Linked DNA regions of Homo sapiens: region 1 is linked to region 2. The links are chromatin loops, found by intact Hi-C in ENCODE. Cell type or tissue: A673. All regions are shown on one strand. Links, peaks and the distances in the headings refer to the core of each region. The heading gives the core; the rest is flanking DNA.

Evidence for each region. A loop is a pair of places that touch in the nucleus more often than their neighbours do. Peaks named below come from ENCODE experiments on the same cell type or tissue, not always from the same donor. Only the 100,000 strongest peaks of a DNase experiment are listed, where the experiment ranks them.
Region 1: a loop joins it to region 2, with 11 times the contacts of the local background. A loop is called at or near these places in 1 of 110 quality-filtered maps.

What each region holds. Positions count from the first base shown.
Region 1 is chr5:91,699,246-91,708,216 of GRCh38, forward strand. The region is part of intron 4 of LOC105379078 (a long non-coding RNA gene); the gene reads left to right. Among named protein-coding and RNA genes, the nearest start is that of ARRDC3, 320 kb to the left of the region's middle. In A673, for the core only: no CTCF peak of the experiment used is centred there; a DNase peak (open chromatin) is centred at 4,106; H3K27ac peaks cover 1,335 bases.
Region 2 is chr5:92,261,864-92,270,834 of GRCh38, forward strand. No RefSeq gene overlaps it. Among named protein-coding and RNA genes, the nearest start is that of LINC02058, 670 kb to the right of the region's middle. In A673, for the core only: no CTCF peak of the experiment used is centred there; DNase peaks (open chromatin) are centred at 3,898 and 4,248; H3K27ac peaks cover 5,319 bases.

The DNA of each region.
Region 1 (8,971 bases), core at 480-8,479, 560 kb before region 2:
ATTGCTTATTTTGATAGACAAAGAAAGGCTGTCCGAGGCTGTACAGAAGCAACAAAACAAAACTCATAGCTATAATTTCTAGAGAATTGTTGTGTCTTAAGAGAAGAAACAAATAAATGACCCCCTTTCTGGCTAGTTGTATGATAGCATGGTAATCTTTTCACTAGTTTTTCCATCTAAAGAATGGATATATCACAAATATCATCTTTCTATGCATAGATGAAAATAATTTATAGGATATTTTAGAGTGCTCTGTAAGCACATGATGTTCTACAAATGCTCAATAATTAAGAGAATGGCTCATTTTAAAATATAAATCAAGTATGCTAGGGGAGGAAGAATTCCAGGAAAGAAACCAGGCAAAATGCCACCACATCAGAGTTCTTGGCAGGTGTTTCAGCAGCAGCAAGGCATGGTACTTTCTTTATTATATCTTCTACGAGGTATGATGGGCTTCATCCATCGGACATGAAGCAGACTCCAGATTACTCTTTAGAGGTCTCAGACCTTGCCCAACGACAAGATCTCTGACTGAAAAGAAGTATTACACATCTAATCAGTGTAAGCTTTGCTGGAACTAGGGTGGTAGTTTTCACAAAGCTTTCAGGTTAGTAGGGAGGGCAGGCAGTTAAATACGTCTTAATGATACCTTGCAAAGAATGGACAGATGGTCAGGAAAGCCATTTTAGCTCATCCTGGTTGGAGGTGGGGTTTATCACGGTATTAGTCTATTTTCACACTGCTGATAAAGACATACCCAAGACTGGACAACTTACAAAAGAAAGAGGTTTAATGGGACTTACAGTTCCATGTGGCTGGGGAAGATTCACAATCATGGCAGAAGGCAAGGAGGAGCAAGTCACATCTTACAAGAATGGCAGCAAGCAAAAAGAGATCGTGGAGGAAAACTGCCCCTTACAATAAACATCAGATCTTGTGAAACTTACTATCATGAGAATAGCAAGGGAAAGACCTGCCCCTATGATTCAATTACCTCCCACATGGTCCCTCCCACAACATGTGGGAATTCAAGATGAGATTTGGGTAGGGACATAGCCAAACCATATAATTCTGCACATGGCCTCTTCCAAATCTCATGTTCTCACATTTCAAAACAAATCATGCCTTCCCAAGAGTCCCCCAAAGTCTTAACTCATTTCAGTATTAACTCAAAAGTCCACAGTCCAAAGTCTCATTGAGACAAGGCAAGTCTTTTCTGCCTATGAGCCTGTAAATTAAAAAAAAAAAAGAGCTAATTACTTCCTAGATACAAAGAGGGTATAGGTATTGAGTAAACACAGCTGTTCCAAATGGGAGAAACTGGCCAAAATAAAGGGGCAACAGGCCCCATGCAAGTCCAAAATCCAGTGAGGCAGTCAAATCTTAAAGCTCCAAAATGATCTCCTTTGACTCCATGTCTCACACTGATGCAAGAGGTGGATTCCCATGGTCTTGGGCAGCTCCACCCCTGTGGCTTTGCAGGGTATAGCCTCCCTCTTGGATGCTTTAACAGGCTCACATTGTCTGTGGCTTTTCCAGGCACATGTTACAAGCTCACAGTGGATCTACCATTGACCTGTCGGAGGTCTGGAGGATGGTGGCCCTCTCCTCACAGCTCCACTAGGTGCTGCCCCAGTAGGGACTCTGTCTGTGGGCTCCAACCCCACATTTCCCTTCTGCACTTCCCTAGCAGAAGTTCTCCATGACGGCCCTGGTCCTGCAGGAAACTTTTGCCTGGGCATCCAGATGTTTCTATACATCTTCTGAAATCTAGGTGGAGGTTCCCAAACCTCAGTTCTTGACTTATGTGCACCCACAGGCTCAGCACCATGTGGAAGCTGCCAAGGCTTGGGGCTCCCATCCTCTGAAGCAACAGCCCAAGTTGTACCTTGACCCCTTTTAGTCACGGCTGGAGTGGCTTGGGCACAGGCACCAAGTCCCTGGACTGCATACAGCAAGGGAACTCTGGGCCCAGCCCAGGAAACCATTTTCTCCTAGACCTCTGGGCCTGTGATGGGAGGGGCTGCCATGAAGACCTCTGACATGCCCTGGAGACATTCTCCCCATTGTCTTGGGGAATAACATTTGGCTCCTTGTTACTTATGCAAACTTCTGCAGCCAGCTTGAATTTCTTCTGAGAAAATAGGTTTTTCTTTTCTATCACATTGTTAGGCTGCAAATTTTCTGAACTTTCATGCTCTGATTCCCTTATAAAACCGAATGCCTTTAACAGCACCCAAGTCACATATTGAATGCTTTGCTGCTAAGAAATTTCTTCCACCAGATACCCTAAATCATCTCTCTCAAGTTCAAAGTTCCACAAATCTCTAGGATAGGGGCAAAATGCCACCAGTCTGTTTGCTAAACCATAACAAGAGTCACCTTTGTTCCCGTTCCCAACAAGTTCCTTATCTGCATCTGAGACTACCTCAGCCTGGACTGTTATTGTCCATATCACTATCACGCTTTTGGTCAAAGCCATTCAACAAGTCTCTAGGAAGTTCCAAGCTTCCTCACATTTTCCTGTCCTCTTATGAGCCCTCCAAACTGTCTCAACCTCTGCTGTTATCCAGTTCTAAAGTCACTTCCACATTTTTGGGTATCTTTTCAGCAGCCTCCACTCTACTGGTACCAACTTGCTGTATTAATTCATTTTCATGCTGCTGATGAAGACATACCCAAGACTGGCAATTTACATAAGAAAGAGGTTTAATTGGACTTACAGTTCCACGTGGCTGGGGAAGTCTCACAATCATGGTGGGAGGCAAAGAGGAGCAAGTTACATCTTACATAGATGACAGCAAGCCAAAACTGCTTGTGCAGGAAAACTCCCAATTATAATAACCATCAGATCTCATGAGTCTTACTCACTATCATGATAACAGCATGGGAAAGACCTGCCCCCATGATTCAATTTCCTCCCACCAGGTTCCTCCCACAACATGTGGGAATTCAAGATGAGATTTAGGTGGGGACACAGCCAAACTATATCAGTCAGAAATACCTTTCCAGGGAAATGCTTTATGCCTAGCTCTTGGCTACTGGGTTTAAGTTAGTGCTAGGAAAGGGTCATAATCCCCAAAGAGGTAATATGTGTCCAAAAAATTCCTAATAGGATTATTTCAGAATTTTCATTTATTCTACTTATATCATTTGCTGACTTCTCCATCTAATCTATATTTTATCATGTGTCATTCATCCTTCCTTGCCTCTTAAATTTCAAAGTTGCCTCATTGCCTAATAAACTCCTGAATTTAGCTTCCAAGGTTCTCCACAATCTCATACCAACTCATAAATCTTAAAATTCAATAAAAGGAAAGCACACCTAGACATTGTAGTTTTTTAGCTTTTGTGTATATGAGTTTTGGTCTTCACCTATCTTTGCCAATAAAAATAATTTAAGACATAACTAAAATCCCATTTTCTTCAATAAGTTGTCTGATTCCACTCCTTGGGAAAAGCACTTACTTTCAAGAACTAAGAGGTTTTTTGTTTGTTTGTTTATAATGTTAATTTGGCCCTTACCTTGAATATATTTCCTGAGAAGGTTTCACTGACAGAATATATTTAATGTATAAAATTATTTAAAGAAAATAAGACTGCTTGAAAAATAAGTGAAAAAGTTATTTCATGTGCCACAATTACATTTTGAGCTCATTAGTGTTGATGGTACAAAATTCAAACATATACTTTAACTCTGCTCTGTCTCAAAAATTAACTAACTCATTTTGAAGAATATAATGTACCTATTTAATAGTATGGAAGTTTTATAACAGTTCTGTTTCAAAAAAGATAAAAGTTATGCTTTATGAAACTATATTTTTCTGTACATTTATTTTTGGCTCCCCAATTAAATTTTAATAAGCCCTGTGAAATAAGGACCTTTCTTCTTACTTCTCTTTCTTCCTCCTCTTTTTCCTTAGCTTTTTCCCTTTTCCTTCCTTCTTTCCTTTTCCTTCCTTCCTTCCTTCCTTCCTTCCTTCCTTCCTTCCTTCCTTCCTCCCTTCCTTCCTTCCTTCCTTCCTTCCTCCCTTCCCATGTTTATTCAGTAAATATGTTTAAACTACAGATTCATTTAGGGAGCATTTGGATGCCAGAAAGAGGCTGGTTTAAATTAAGGAGTCTAAGGAAAAGAACTACGAGGGCATGTCACGGAACCCAAGGGGAGGAAATACATCTAGATTTCAAGAGGTGCTAGAATTAGAAACTGGAAAATAGTTACTAGTATTAGTCCATTTTCATGCTGCTGATAAAGACATACCTGAAACTGGGCAATTTACTAAAGAAAGAGGTTTAATGGACTCACAATTCCACATGGCTAGGGAGCCCTCACAATCATGGTGGAACGTGAAAGGCACTTCTTACATGGCAGCGGAAAGAGAGAGAATGACAGCCAAGCGAAACAGATTTCCCCTATGAAACCATCAGATCTTGTGAGACTTATTTACTACCATGAGTACAGTATGGGAGAAACTGTCCCCATGATTCAGCTTCCTCCCACCAGGTCCCTCCGACAACACTTGGGAATTATGGGAGTACAATTCAAGTGAGATTTAGGTAGGGACACGAAGCCAAAGACATCATTACTAAAATAGCTATTTGATCTCTTTTTTTCTCTTGAGGGAACATAATTCTCTTACATCTGGTGTTCTCTTTGTGTTTCCTCTGTTGTTTTCATTTTCCCTGTAAACCTGTCTTAACTAGCTTTTCAGCATACATGACTCAAACAGGACAGCTACCCCATTCTCTGAGAAACATGACTTTCCTGATTCAGGACCACCACCAAATAAATGACTCCTAGGCTTTGTATCTCACAATTCAAATTCCACAAAGAAAGAATCTAATCTGCTCAGCCCATGGTTCAGGTCCAAACAAGGGAAGTGAAGGATCATGGTTGTACAAACCTGGCAAGTGAAGCTGCCTCTTCTTGCTAGAATCATTGCCACAGGAGGATAGGCCATCAAATAAGAGAATGGCCCAAACATGCCTGTTACATTTATTATGTATCAAGCACCATAATAGATATTATGAATGGCAAAGGATGCTATTTAGGAAGACAAAACTCAAACTAGAATTAACGAATGAGATTCGAAAAGAAATAATGAGCATAAAAATTGATAAATTCACCAATAAATTTAAAGTTTGATTGAGACATTAAACAAAAATATGTAATTTGAGGAAAACAAAAGTAACACGAAATATATTTCTTTTATATTATTATTCTTAAGATAATATTGGAGAGTCTAAAGTGATTTGATGAATTTGATTATGAATAAAAATATGTACATTACCTAGCACATGTATGTAACTATAATAAATGATTTCTTTGGGAAATTTAAAGACCATTGTGAGGAAAAGATAAGTGATCAGAAAATTACAGTGCATTATACCAAGTTATGTGTAAGGGCAGGTTGTTTATGAGACAATTTGTGAAGCAGCTATCTCCAACATTAGAGTCTGGGAAAGCTTTCTGAAGAGTGTTCCATGTAAGTTGAGACTTGAAGAATGTGTAGAAATTAATCAGAGAAGAGGCAGGGAAAGGACTTCCAGGCAAAGGAACTGCATGTGTAAAAATCCCAGAGATTAGAGGGCCCATGACTGGCTTAGAAAACTTGAAGTTCACTAAATCTGAAACACTGAGTGTGGAGAAGTAACAAGTAATATACAGAAAAGGGAAAGAGAAGCGGATCAGGCAGAGCCTTGTAAGACATATTAAAGTTAATATTGAAAACTATGTGGATTCTTATTGCATTTTAATTAGGGGATGACATGGTTAGATTGCCTTTTCTGAAGAGCACTTGGTACAGTCGCTTTGTCGCCCAGGCTGGAGTGCAGTGGGGTGATTTCAGCTCATTGTAGCCCCTGCCGCCCAGGTTCAAACAATTCTCCTGCCTCAGCCTACCAGGTAGGGGGGATTACAGGTTTGTGCCACCATGCCACACTAATTTTTGTATTTTTTGTAGAGACGGGTTTTGCCATGTTGCCCAGGCTGGTCTGAAGAAGTGAGTCTTGAGTCTTGAGAGTATTGCAGTAATTCTGGTGTGATATGATTGGAGTTTATAAAAAAAGTGAGAATAGGGAAAGGAAGATGGAGTCAAGAGTATTTTGGAAGTAGAATTTATAGAGATTGCTGTTTATAGGTAGTAAAGCATGTAACATAGTCAAGTATGACTCTCAGGTTTCCATCTCAGACTACTGTCTGGACTGTGGTATTATTCACCGATGCAGACACAGAAAGAAGAAAAGCAGGCTTGTGGGTGGGAAGAGGAAGACAATAATTTCAGTACTGAATAGATAATGTTTAAATAACCAGAAAAGCATCCAGATAGGTGTCTCCTTATTTCTTGGCAAGTCATTGTTACCAACATTTAGTAGCAATTTCTCATTTTGAAGAAATAGTTCAGTGTTGATAAAGAAACATTAAATACCTTTTAACATTCTAATTTTAGTTAAACCACATACCATTCTTCAATTGATTTTTTCTAAAACCTATTTCTGATTATACTATCACAAGTTCGAGATTTTAAATATTTAATACGGATTGTTGCCAAGTGGAAATTATTTATTCTACTACTATTTTGTTGTACATAGAGGACACTCAGGTTTTTTTTTTAGCAGGTCATATTTGTTATGTAATTAAATTCATTTAATAAATATCTGCAATTTGCGACACACTGTTGAGATACAAAAGCAACTCAGACATGGCAATGATCTTCAATAGGTTTTGAATCTGTAAAACATTCACTTGAACTTTATGTAGCTCTGTAACAAAAGAGGGGAAGTAGGAATAATCGAAAGAAAGAGTGACGAGGTTTTGACTGCTTTGAAAAGAACCGAGATTCAGTACATCCTCAGAAATTTGGAAATGTTAGGGAATACATAAAGGAATAAAGATTAACCATGTGGACATTGAGAAGATACTAAAAATGTGAAAAAAATATAGATTCTCATTTATCTAGTGATGAAAAGGTTATTCATTACTTTTCTGAGGGCAATTTCAGGTGAACAGTGAGGACCTAAGTCAATCATAAGAGTATGGAGAGAACAACCATAGTCTACATTCAATTGGATTTTATATAAATGGGTAAAGTTGATGGATAAAAGCTGGAACTAACACTATGATTCAGATCACAGTGTATGTGTGTGAGAGAACATCCATATGTATGTATGTATATATGTATATGTGTATTTATATATTTGTAAGTGTTTATGAAGAATTGAGATAACTGTAGTCTCTAGAGATACTATTGTGGCAAGGTCTATCAATTTTCAAAAGGTGTTTAGTCATATATACAAATAATAAATAAATATTATCTGCATGTGATAAGACAAGGGGTAATGAAAAATAAATTGCTGCATGGTTAAGTTAAACTAGAGGAGAAGAAAGGCAGAGTGAATTGATTATTGATGATGTTCTATTTTTCTTGTGAAGAAGCTTTCAAGAATCTGATGAGGGATTGGAGTCAAGCAAAAGACTGAGAATACCGTGACAAGCAGAAAATTTGAGTTTTTGATAATCCCATATCTGGAAACACAACACAATAGAGCTCAGGGCTGCCAAAGCAATCAGGACTTGAGAGAGCATGATCCTGGATAAATGGCAAGTACAAAAAAATGTCCAGTGCTCATTAATCTTCTCTCTTGAGGTAATTGATGAATTCTTAAATTCCTCAAGCTAAGAGGTAAGCATAAAGATTCTAAAAAGCAGAGGGAAGTTTTTGGAAACTTCAAAATGCTGAGAAGACAAAAAATTATATAGATTAGGAATTGCCAAGGAAGAAGGGCCTTACTAAATGACCCATGCTTTTGGACCTGAAGGGTTATGTCCTAGTTGCAATATTATAAGCAACGTGGAGCCCTTATGGCATTTTAATTAGGGGATGACATGATTAGATTTGCCTTGTCTAAAGAGTATTCTGCACAGTGAGGCAAATTGGAAGAAGCAAGTCTTGAGTCTTGAAAGTATTGCAATAATTCTGGCATGATGTGATTAGAGCTTATAAAAAAAAGTTGGCAGTGGGACTGGTGAAAGGAATTTGAATGAATCAAAAGTAGAGAATCAACCTTAAAAAAACTGCAACCTAACCTTGGGTCAGCATAGCTCCTGACTGATCTAAAAAGAAAACAGATACCCATATAAAAGGAATAAAAAGTTATAGACCTGAAATATAAAACAACTGAATTTAATAACTCAATTTTTGTGTTTAACATAAAATGAACATGTCACAAAAGATGGCTAGTGTCAGCTGAAATGTCAGTTGTTGTTATCCAGGATGAAGAACAGAGGGGAAAATTACTGAAAAACCAGGAAACAGGAAGAAACAACAGGACATGGTTGGAATATCTAACATATATTTAACTGGAGTCCTGTAAGAAGAGAACAGGATGTGGCAGATGAAATATTTAAAGATATAAAAACAGATGCTAAGCCCATCACACTAAAACACATTGAAAGGCAAAGACAAGGAAGAACACTCTTGATAGCAGACCGAAAGAAAAAACACATAAACTTCACAGGAGCAAAACTAAGAATTGCTTTTTTATTTTTAGAGATAGGGTCTTTCTCTGTGGCCCAGTGGCATGATATAGCTGACTGCAGCATCAAATTTCTGGGCTCAAGGGATCCTCTCTCCTTGGCCTCCCAACTAGCTAGGAATACAGGTGCATGCCACCATGCTTGGCTAATTTAAAATAATTTTTTTTGTACACAGGGGTCTTGCTATGTTGTCCAGGCTGGTCTTGAACTCCTGGCCTCAAGTGATCATCCTGCCTTGGCTTCCCAAAGTCAAGTATTACAGGCATGAGCCACCATCCCCGGCCAGGACTTCCTTTTCAGCAGAAGTGAAGAAAACCAGAAAACAATGGAAATACATCTTTTAAGTGTTGAAAGAAGACAACTAACTACTTGAAATTTTATAAATGAGTGCAACTATCCTTCAAAGATGAAGATGCAATGAAATATTTCCTGACA
Region 2 (8,971 bases), core at 749-8,748:
CCTCAGTCTAGAAAAACAACCAATCATCTTAACTATTGGTGTTATTATTATGATTGTTAGTTTAGCTATATACTTCTTTAAAAAGTTAAATTTGAAAGGGAGAGGTGATGCTACCTCAAACTCTCTCAATGCATTCTGCTAATTTGGACTGAGAACTTTTTCAAATTACAATTTAACATGGCTGATATTTATGCTCCTTGTTTCCTGACCAATGAAGTGTCCTGATGTCGGTCACTAAATAATTGCTTCATTTAGCCTTAGTTCAATATGTTATAATTTGTAATGTGTTTTGTGAATAAAATGCTATTTATTTATGTGCTTTGAAGAGTAAGAGAAAAAGAGGATTAAATTATTTTACCATATGATTAGCAAATTTTAAAGTCAGGATTCATAGGCTGTTGGAAAAGTACAATATGCTAACTCTATTTTGGGAAATCCTAAGAATATTTTAAATTTATTAATATACACTTGTTTACAATTATCAATATTTTTATCATCTAAACATGGCTTATATGTAGAATCTCCCGCAAATGAGTAATCTTATTAAACTGGTCCCTGATCAGTTTATGATATTTTTAATGTTAATGTATATGGATTTCTGACAACCTAACTAACTAAATAATAAAAAGGCAGACTAAGGAACTTAGCCACAAGAATAATTCAAAAGAATTTGGTAAAATTTATCATATTTTCAGAAAAGATTTTACACCAATATGTTCAATTATCACACTATTTAAGCTTATGCATTTCTTTTAACTGTTTTATCATTCACAGATATCACTGCTGAATATCAGTTCCTTATATTGTCAGGATTCATGACTAAATGATATTATGTTCTCTTCCAAGTGGGCTAATTTTCTACGATTGTGGCTCTGGAAGCAAAGTACTAGAAATTGGTATCTATTAAGTTTTATTGACTACTCACAAAAGCTTATAATAACCAGCTGGATCCTGTAAACTGCATGGTGGGTGTTCAACTATATTTACCAACAACTCTATAAACAATATGTATACTTTCATTTTAGGTTAACTAGTAAAAATCATTGTCTAAAAACTACAATCTTATGCTCTGTGCCAAAGTTAAAAGAGGCACGGGAAACCCAGGAAACCGTCTACCCTTACTTTTGGATCTTTCAAAAAATACATATTTGTTTGGAAGCCCAGATCCTTGAAATGTATTTATATTTTTATAAATTTTCAGATATATATAATAAATATTTTTATGCTTATATTTTTCTGCCAATATAAATGAAGACTTTCTACCTTCCTAGAGAGGCTATGTTATTATAATGACAATGGAAGAATTCTTCTTTTTTAAGTTGTGCAGGCATTTGCATAAGAATCAGTAGAAAATAAGTTCCAAAAAGACAAACGCTTTGTTAAAATAAAATTTTCAAAATGATAAAATCATGACTGTCATCAAATATTAAATGCATATGTTTTAAATATTTTATTTAACTCATTAATTAATGAAGGAACAAGTAAGCTACAATCTGTTGGATTAAGAATTTGACTTAGATTTATATTCTCTATTGGACAATGTTCATTTGCATTGTCATAAACAGAAATCATTTGCATTATCAGTTTTGTAGACTTTAATTTTTATACCATATGTCAAAGTCAATTAAAATACACACCTCTATAGAATCAGATAATTTTCAGGGATACCAGTAGACAGTGTATTTCATTAAAAAGAAAACCAGTAATATCTTCAGTTCTTCGACTGACAACCTTGTCTGGTTTTTTAACTGCTTATATTCCTAGGACAAGAAATTGTGCTTTGCTCTTCATGTGTGATTAATACATATTAGTCAATGAATAAATGAAATAATTTAAAGAATCTGGATAACATCATTTCAAAATAAGCTAAAAATAAACCCAAATAAGCAAAAAAAAAAGATTTCTACTTTTAGAATTATAATGTAAGAATCATTTTAACCAATCAAATATAACTTCTTTCATATCAGATATTGTAAAGACATAATTATAAATATGTTAGAACAAGGAAGGCAAAAGTTTGACTCATTTAAAAATTGTTTTATTATCTAAACACTTTACCTACAGAAATCCCTTCAAGCCCATGGTTTATATTATGCTATCAATGATCTTCCTGGTCAGAAATCATCCATCTTTGCCCATCTGCCACTTTTCTTTTTTTTGAGTTTCAGAACCATTGAATTCAAATGCAATCACAATCTTTCAACAGGTTTTTTTTTTTCCAGCAAATTCAAACAATTTTACATTGAACTTTCACTTCTTACATAGAGAAATCAAAATAACAAAGAGAGAAGAGCAAAGGGAAAAGAAGACAAAGTATAGGGAAAGAGCAGTGGGAGAAATAAAGGCTTACTAATGAAGGCTTAATCAGAAAGGGTCTCTGTACTGCTCCCCCAGAATTCGCTTTTGAAGGTAACTAAATGTTTTGAAGGCTAAATAACCTTTTTTGTCATTATAGTTCAGTTGCAGTTCTTTCATTATGCATTTGAAAAAGCCAGTTTTATGTGGATTGTAGGAACTGCAAATTGGCCACATAAACGAATACCTACAAAACACACATTTAACTAAGAGAGTGTCCAAGGGTATGTGATTCCAGTGGAGACATGCAGAGAGGGTTTTGAACTTCAGTTTTAAAATTCATCTGTGCAGATAATTTTTTTTAAATAAGCAAAGAAAATGCTTTGTCATTGGCACGGGTATTTTAATTTTTAGGATATTTTCTGTTGTCTCAATCTATGTTTGGAAAAGTGTAGTATATTTTTAAAGGAAAAAATCTCCCTTTAAATTCCCCCAAATCTCATATGTTTGAACAAAATTTTCTTAAAGAAATATAATATACTAACTTCTATAAAATGCTCAATCATAACTATTATTCAATGAGTGTCTTATATGGTACCTTGTGGAGAGGGGGATTTAAATACTCCAATTAATTAATGCAAATTGATTAATAAGAGTTGCTGAGTAAAAATGGTAGATATAATTCGTGAAAAGTAAGTCTTTTCTTAATACAGATAAATTCTTGAATATGGTATATTTACATGTGGGAGATGGAAGTAGTAACTTTTCTCATCAAGATTATGTCATTTCTTATTTGTAAAATTTTAGAAACAATGTTTACATTTTGATCATCAGGAATGCTTAGACTTCCCAATGAAACATTAAACAACCTTGTGAGGAAATAAAAGAATAAAAAAGAAGTCTTTTACACACTGATTTTCGTAAGTGCATCTTTCTGTAGAATCGATAGATGCATAAAGAAATAGAAGACAACTGTATTCCATTACAGGAGTATAAAAAGATTGCCCTCTCCAACTGCAATATAGCAATATTTATTTAGGCATTTTTGCAGGGGTTTAGGCATTAATAAAATTCTTTAGGAATTTTGACTTAATCAGTGTCTTGTGTGAATGAATGTATTGCATTCTACTACTTTTTTGAATCATAATTACAATTTGAACTTTGAATTGCTAAATGTAGAAAACTAAATCTGGGAAAAAATAATAAATATTTTATTCAAACTCTTCAGGACACTTGGAGTATTACCACATATTTTTAAAATTATTTTTCAAATACTCATATGGTTTAAGGAATATACTGAAATGACAGCATTGTATTCACATAATGTTTGTAATGAATTATTTGAACTCTATTAAACAAAATATTAACATGAATATCTACTACCCCATTTGCACATTTTTAATTACAAAACTATGTTAATCTCCCATTAAAGAAAAAAAACATGTTATGTATTTTCTCTGGTGGATTTGTTGTGATTTGGAGACATTTTCCTGGACTCTTGACCATTTGGGTGTGGTATAGGTATATAGATGGATGGGAAGGAAGGAAGGAAGGAAGGAAGGAAGGAAGGAAGGAAGGAAGGAAGGAAAGAAGGAAGGAAGGGAGGGAGGGATGGAGGGTCTAAAAAAGAGAAGTACTAACTTTTAACTAAAGCGAAGGAGTAAATGTTTGTTTTTTATACATTTGCCAGCAACAAAATGTTTTCAGGACAAACTTATCTATAATCAGACTTTGTTCGACATGTGTGTTTTACAGTATATTAAAGTTGAGGCAAAGATTCTTAATCCTGAAATATAAAAATTGTAAGATGCATTTATATAGATGCAAACTCCTTTGCCTATGTCTGACTTTATGGGGATGCTGCATACTTATCCACTGTATTAACCACTACATAAGCACTAGGCTCCAAATTAAAGAGGCAACAGATGACATAAATATTACCGTATATTTATATTGCTGAATGAACAAATTAGTCATCTCTCCACTAATACTTGTTCCTTCTGTAAAATTCCACATCTTGGGTACTGCTTCCATGTCTTTTAGGCAAGACTACAATAGTCTTTGGGGGTAATTTATTTTTTTAACATTCTGACTTTAACCTTATCCTGGCCAAGTCCTCTAGATTTTAATTCTTAACAGCCTCAGAGTTTCATCTGTTTCAACATCACATGCTTCTCCATAATTTAATCACCACTAACTTTAGTTCTGAATTTATCATTTGTCGCTTGAACATTAGCAGTGATTTCATTAATCATCTCCCCATGTCCAATCTCAGCATATCCTTAAACCTGCTAACATATTTAGATCTGATCATGTTACTCTTCTGTCCCCAAACTCAGAGGAGTCTATCGGTATCCCAAGAAAAAATCAGCTTGATACACTTTTAAAGCTGTTCTAAGAGCTGATACTTTTCCACCTTTCTAGGCTTTCTCTCACTACCCCCATTCACTGTATGTCATATTCTTGGAAAATCGGATGGTTCTAAAAATAAATTGGAAATTATTCCATGTACCACAGCTTCAAAAAAAGTACTATCTCTTTTATTTAATTTTGTAGGCCCAACATTAAGCAATCTAGTAATTGTAGAACCTAATTAATTAATAAATGGATAAATATACTGTTTAAGGGAAGAAATCTTTCTCTAGGAACCAAACACCTATTCAAATAAACAATATATATTCAGATATGCTAGACAATGTTCTTAATAAAGTGAGTTCTGTTCTAAATATCATGAGTCTTGAGATGAGTAATAAAGCATAGATAACATTCACACTGGTTAAGGTAATGCATTTCATAACAGCTTTGGGTAATTCTTTCTTAATAAAAAATTAAAAACACAATAATGTTTATAATGTAATAATTTAACAGTCTGTGAAAATGCACAAACTTTAATGGAGTCTAATATACCAAAAAGTGAATTTTAAAATTTTTCTATTTTTGCTCTTTTGAGTAAAATTCAACTTCAAAAGTTATTAAAAATTAACAAATATTTTTTGTTAGACACCTAGAACCAGTGTCTAGGTTACTGAGAGTGTGTTCATGATGATTGATCATTTTGCTCCAAACAAGTGAAAAGGATGATCAACATAAATAGTCATAATGATTTTAGCATTATTCAAGAAATAACAGGGGAAAATCAACAGTGTCAGAAAATAGGACTGAATAAGAAAGATATATTGGAGAGTGAAAATATTTTTAGTCTTCCCTAGAATATTGCACAATGGAAAGTAAATGATAGTTTTGAAAAAAATGACAGCATTCTTTTTATAAAATGGTGGAAAGCTATAAAAGGAAAACAATGAATGTGAAAATAACTGTTTTTTAAAAGTAGACTGAAGGCACTGAGTGGTTAGAGGAAAGACACCGAAGCTGGGCTGAAAAAGGAGGAAAAAGAAAATGTTTCAAGGGGCTGCCATGCACTGGGTCACATTCTTGGTCCCCAGTGACTCTGGGGGAATGAATGGGTGAGTTGAATTGGCAAAGAGCAACCCACTCCTGCCATGGGCCTCTGGAATCTTGGAAGGAGACCCCTCAACCACCACAGACACTTAAGTTGTCAGGGAGAGCTGCTTAGAGAAGTTGTAGGGGCAGAACTCCAGGTGATGTGGAACCCAGAGGATTTGGTGCAGGAGCACCTATAGTGGAGCACAGCCGAAGACACCATTACCCTAGGTTTGACTTGCTGCCACAGGAGACCTTAGCTCTAGGGGAACTGTCAGACCTCAATTCTGCAGGGTGGTCTTGCCCATCAGATGGGGCTGTTCCGACCTGAGCACCCTTGGTCTTCTGGCCTCTGCCAGGGCATCAGCCTCGCTGCCTCTGTTTGCAGTGCCACCCTGGGTGCCCTGGGGGCTGCATCATAGCTCCTGCACTGACAGACTGTGCCAGAGCAGTCCCATGGACATGCACCAGCCCATCCACTCTCTCCCAACACAGCTGCCTCCCTGCCTACGGCCACTTCCCGCATTACTTTACTTGTGCCTGTGGATCTTGCCTTCTCTGCCCCACCAGTGTGTATGTGCATGTGCACCCTGCCCTGCCACTGCTGCCAGCATGAGTGCACTCTGTGCCCCCTACCCCTGCCCTACCACCATTGCAGTCAGAATCTTGGCGGGCATAGAGGCAGTCAGACCTGCCACCACCAGTGCCCCACCCATTAGCTAAAACTGCCAATGGAGTGAAACTAGGCACAGAAGACAGCGGACCCTCCTTTGCCTGGAGCAGCCACCTCTGCCTGTATGAATGGGCACAGAGGGTACATACAGTCCTGTTCCTGCTGGCACTCTACCCCCCATGCTAACACCACTACCAGGGCAACCATGCACGCAATCGCCAGTGGGAGACCCTCCTGTCCCTGCAAGCTGTGCGGCCTCCATGGCTGCTGTGAACACGTGCACAGAGACTGGCACCTGCTAGCAGCCTGCTGCAGCCAACTAGCATGCACCCCACTGAACTGGCACTGCCACTGCTGCTGACACGTGTGAAAGAGGATGCATCCTGCTGTCACCACCCTGTGAAACTCTTTGAATGGCTGCACCCATTGGAATGCTGTAACTAATGGTCTGGGAGCACCTCAGCCCCCACTAGCACAGGGAGTTTCTAACCTGGAGGAGCCAGAGAACAAAGTTGGGACATAATAGCAGTGACCTAGAGTTAAAGTGTGCAGTTTAGGAGTTGTGAGCTGAGCCGTGGCTCCCTAAAATCTTCCAGAAACCAAGCCAGTCAACTGAATCCATCTTATTCCACAATAAAACACTTGAGGTCATCAAATAAGATGAAAGAAAAAAAAACTACCATGAAAGGACAGGAGCTTCACAGATTAAAGAAACATGAGCCCACAATGATGCAAAAGAACCAGTGCAAGAACTCTGAGAACTCAAAAAGCCAGAGTGCCTTCTTTCCTCCAAAGGATCACACTAGCTCTCCAGCAAGGGTTCTGAACTGGGCTGAGATGACTGAAATTACAGAAAAAAAAATATTCAGAATGTGAGTAGGAACAAAGGCTATAGAGATGCAGGAGTACATTTAAACCTAATCCAAGGAAGCTAAGAATCACAATAGAATGATACAGGAGCTGACAAACAAAATAGCTAGTATAGAAAAGAATATAACCGACCTAATAGAGCTGAAAAAGGTACTGCAAGAATTTCATAATGCAATTGCAAGTATTATTAACAGAACAGACCAAGCTGAGAAAAGAATCACAGAGTTTGAAGTCTGGCTTTCAAAAATAAGACAGTCAGACAAGAATAGAGAAAAAACAATAAAAAGGAATTGACAAAACCTCTGAGAAATAAGGGATTATGTAGAGACAAAATCTATGATTCATTGGTGTCCCTGAAAAAGATGGGGAGAATGGAAGCAACTTGGAAAATATATTTCAGGATGTCATTTATGACAATTTCCCCAAACTAGCTAGAGAGGCCAACATTCACATTCAGAAAATGCAGTGAACCTCATTAAGATACTTCACAAAAAGATTATCCCCAAGACACATAATCATCAGATTTGCCAAGATTGAAATGAAAGAAAAAATGTTAAAGGCAGCTAGAGAGGAAAGGGCCAATCACCTACAAAGGCAAGCCCAACAGATTAACAGTTGACCTCTCAGTAGAAACCTTACAAGACAGAAGAGATTAGGGGTCAATATGCAACATTCTTAAAGTCAAGAAATTTCAACCAAAAATTTTATATGTAGCCAAACTGATCTTCATAAGCAAAGGAGAAATGAGATTCTCTTTAGACAAGCAAACGCTAGGGGAATTTGTTATCAACATACCTGTTTTCCAAAAGCTCCTGAAGGAGGCACAAAATGTGGAAAGGAGAGACCATTACCAGCCACTACAAAAACACTCATGAGTACACAGACCATTGACACTATAAAGCAACCACACAAACAAATCTGCATAATAACGAGCTAACATCATGACAACAGTATCAAATTCACAAATATCAATATAAACCTTGAATGGAAACTGGCTAAATGTCCCAATTAAAAGGCACAGAGTGTCAAGCTGGATAAAACACCAAACCCATAGGTGTGCTATCTTCAAGCAACCCATCTCACATGAAATGACACCTATAGACTTGAAATAAAGGGATGGAGAAAAATCTACTGAGCAAATGGAAATCAGAAAAAAATCAAGGGTTGCTAACCTAATTTGAGACAAAACAAACAAAACCAGCAAAGATAAAAAAAGACCAGGATACTACATAATAGTAAAGAGTTCATTCAATTCAACAGGAAGAAATAACCATCCTAAAAATATATGCATCTAATACAGGAGCACCGAGATTCATAAAGCAAGTTTTTAGAGATTTATGAAGAGACTTAGATTCCCATGTAATAATAGTGGGAGACTTCATCCAATACCACACTGTCAGTACTAGATAGATAATTGAGGCAGAAAATTAACATAGAAATCCCAAACATAAATTCAGCACTGGATCAAATGAACCTGAAAGACATATACAGAACTCTCCACCCAAAAACAACAGAATATACAGTTTTCTCATCACCACACAGCACATACTCTAAAATCGATCACATAATTAGACATCAAACAATACTCAGCAAATGCAAAAAAATGGAATTATATCAACCACTCTATCAGACCACAGAACAATAAAATTAGAATTTGGGACTACAAAAATCGCTCAAAACCATACGATTACA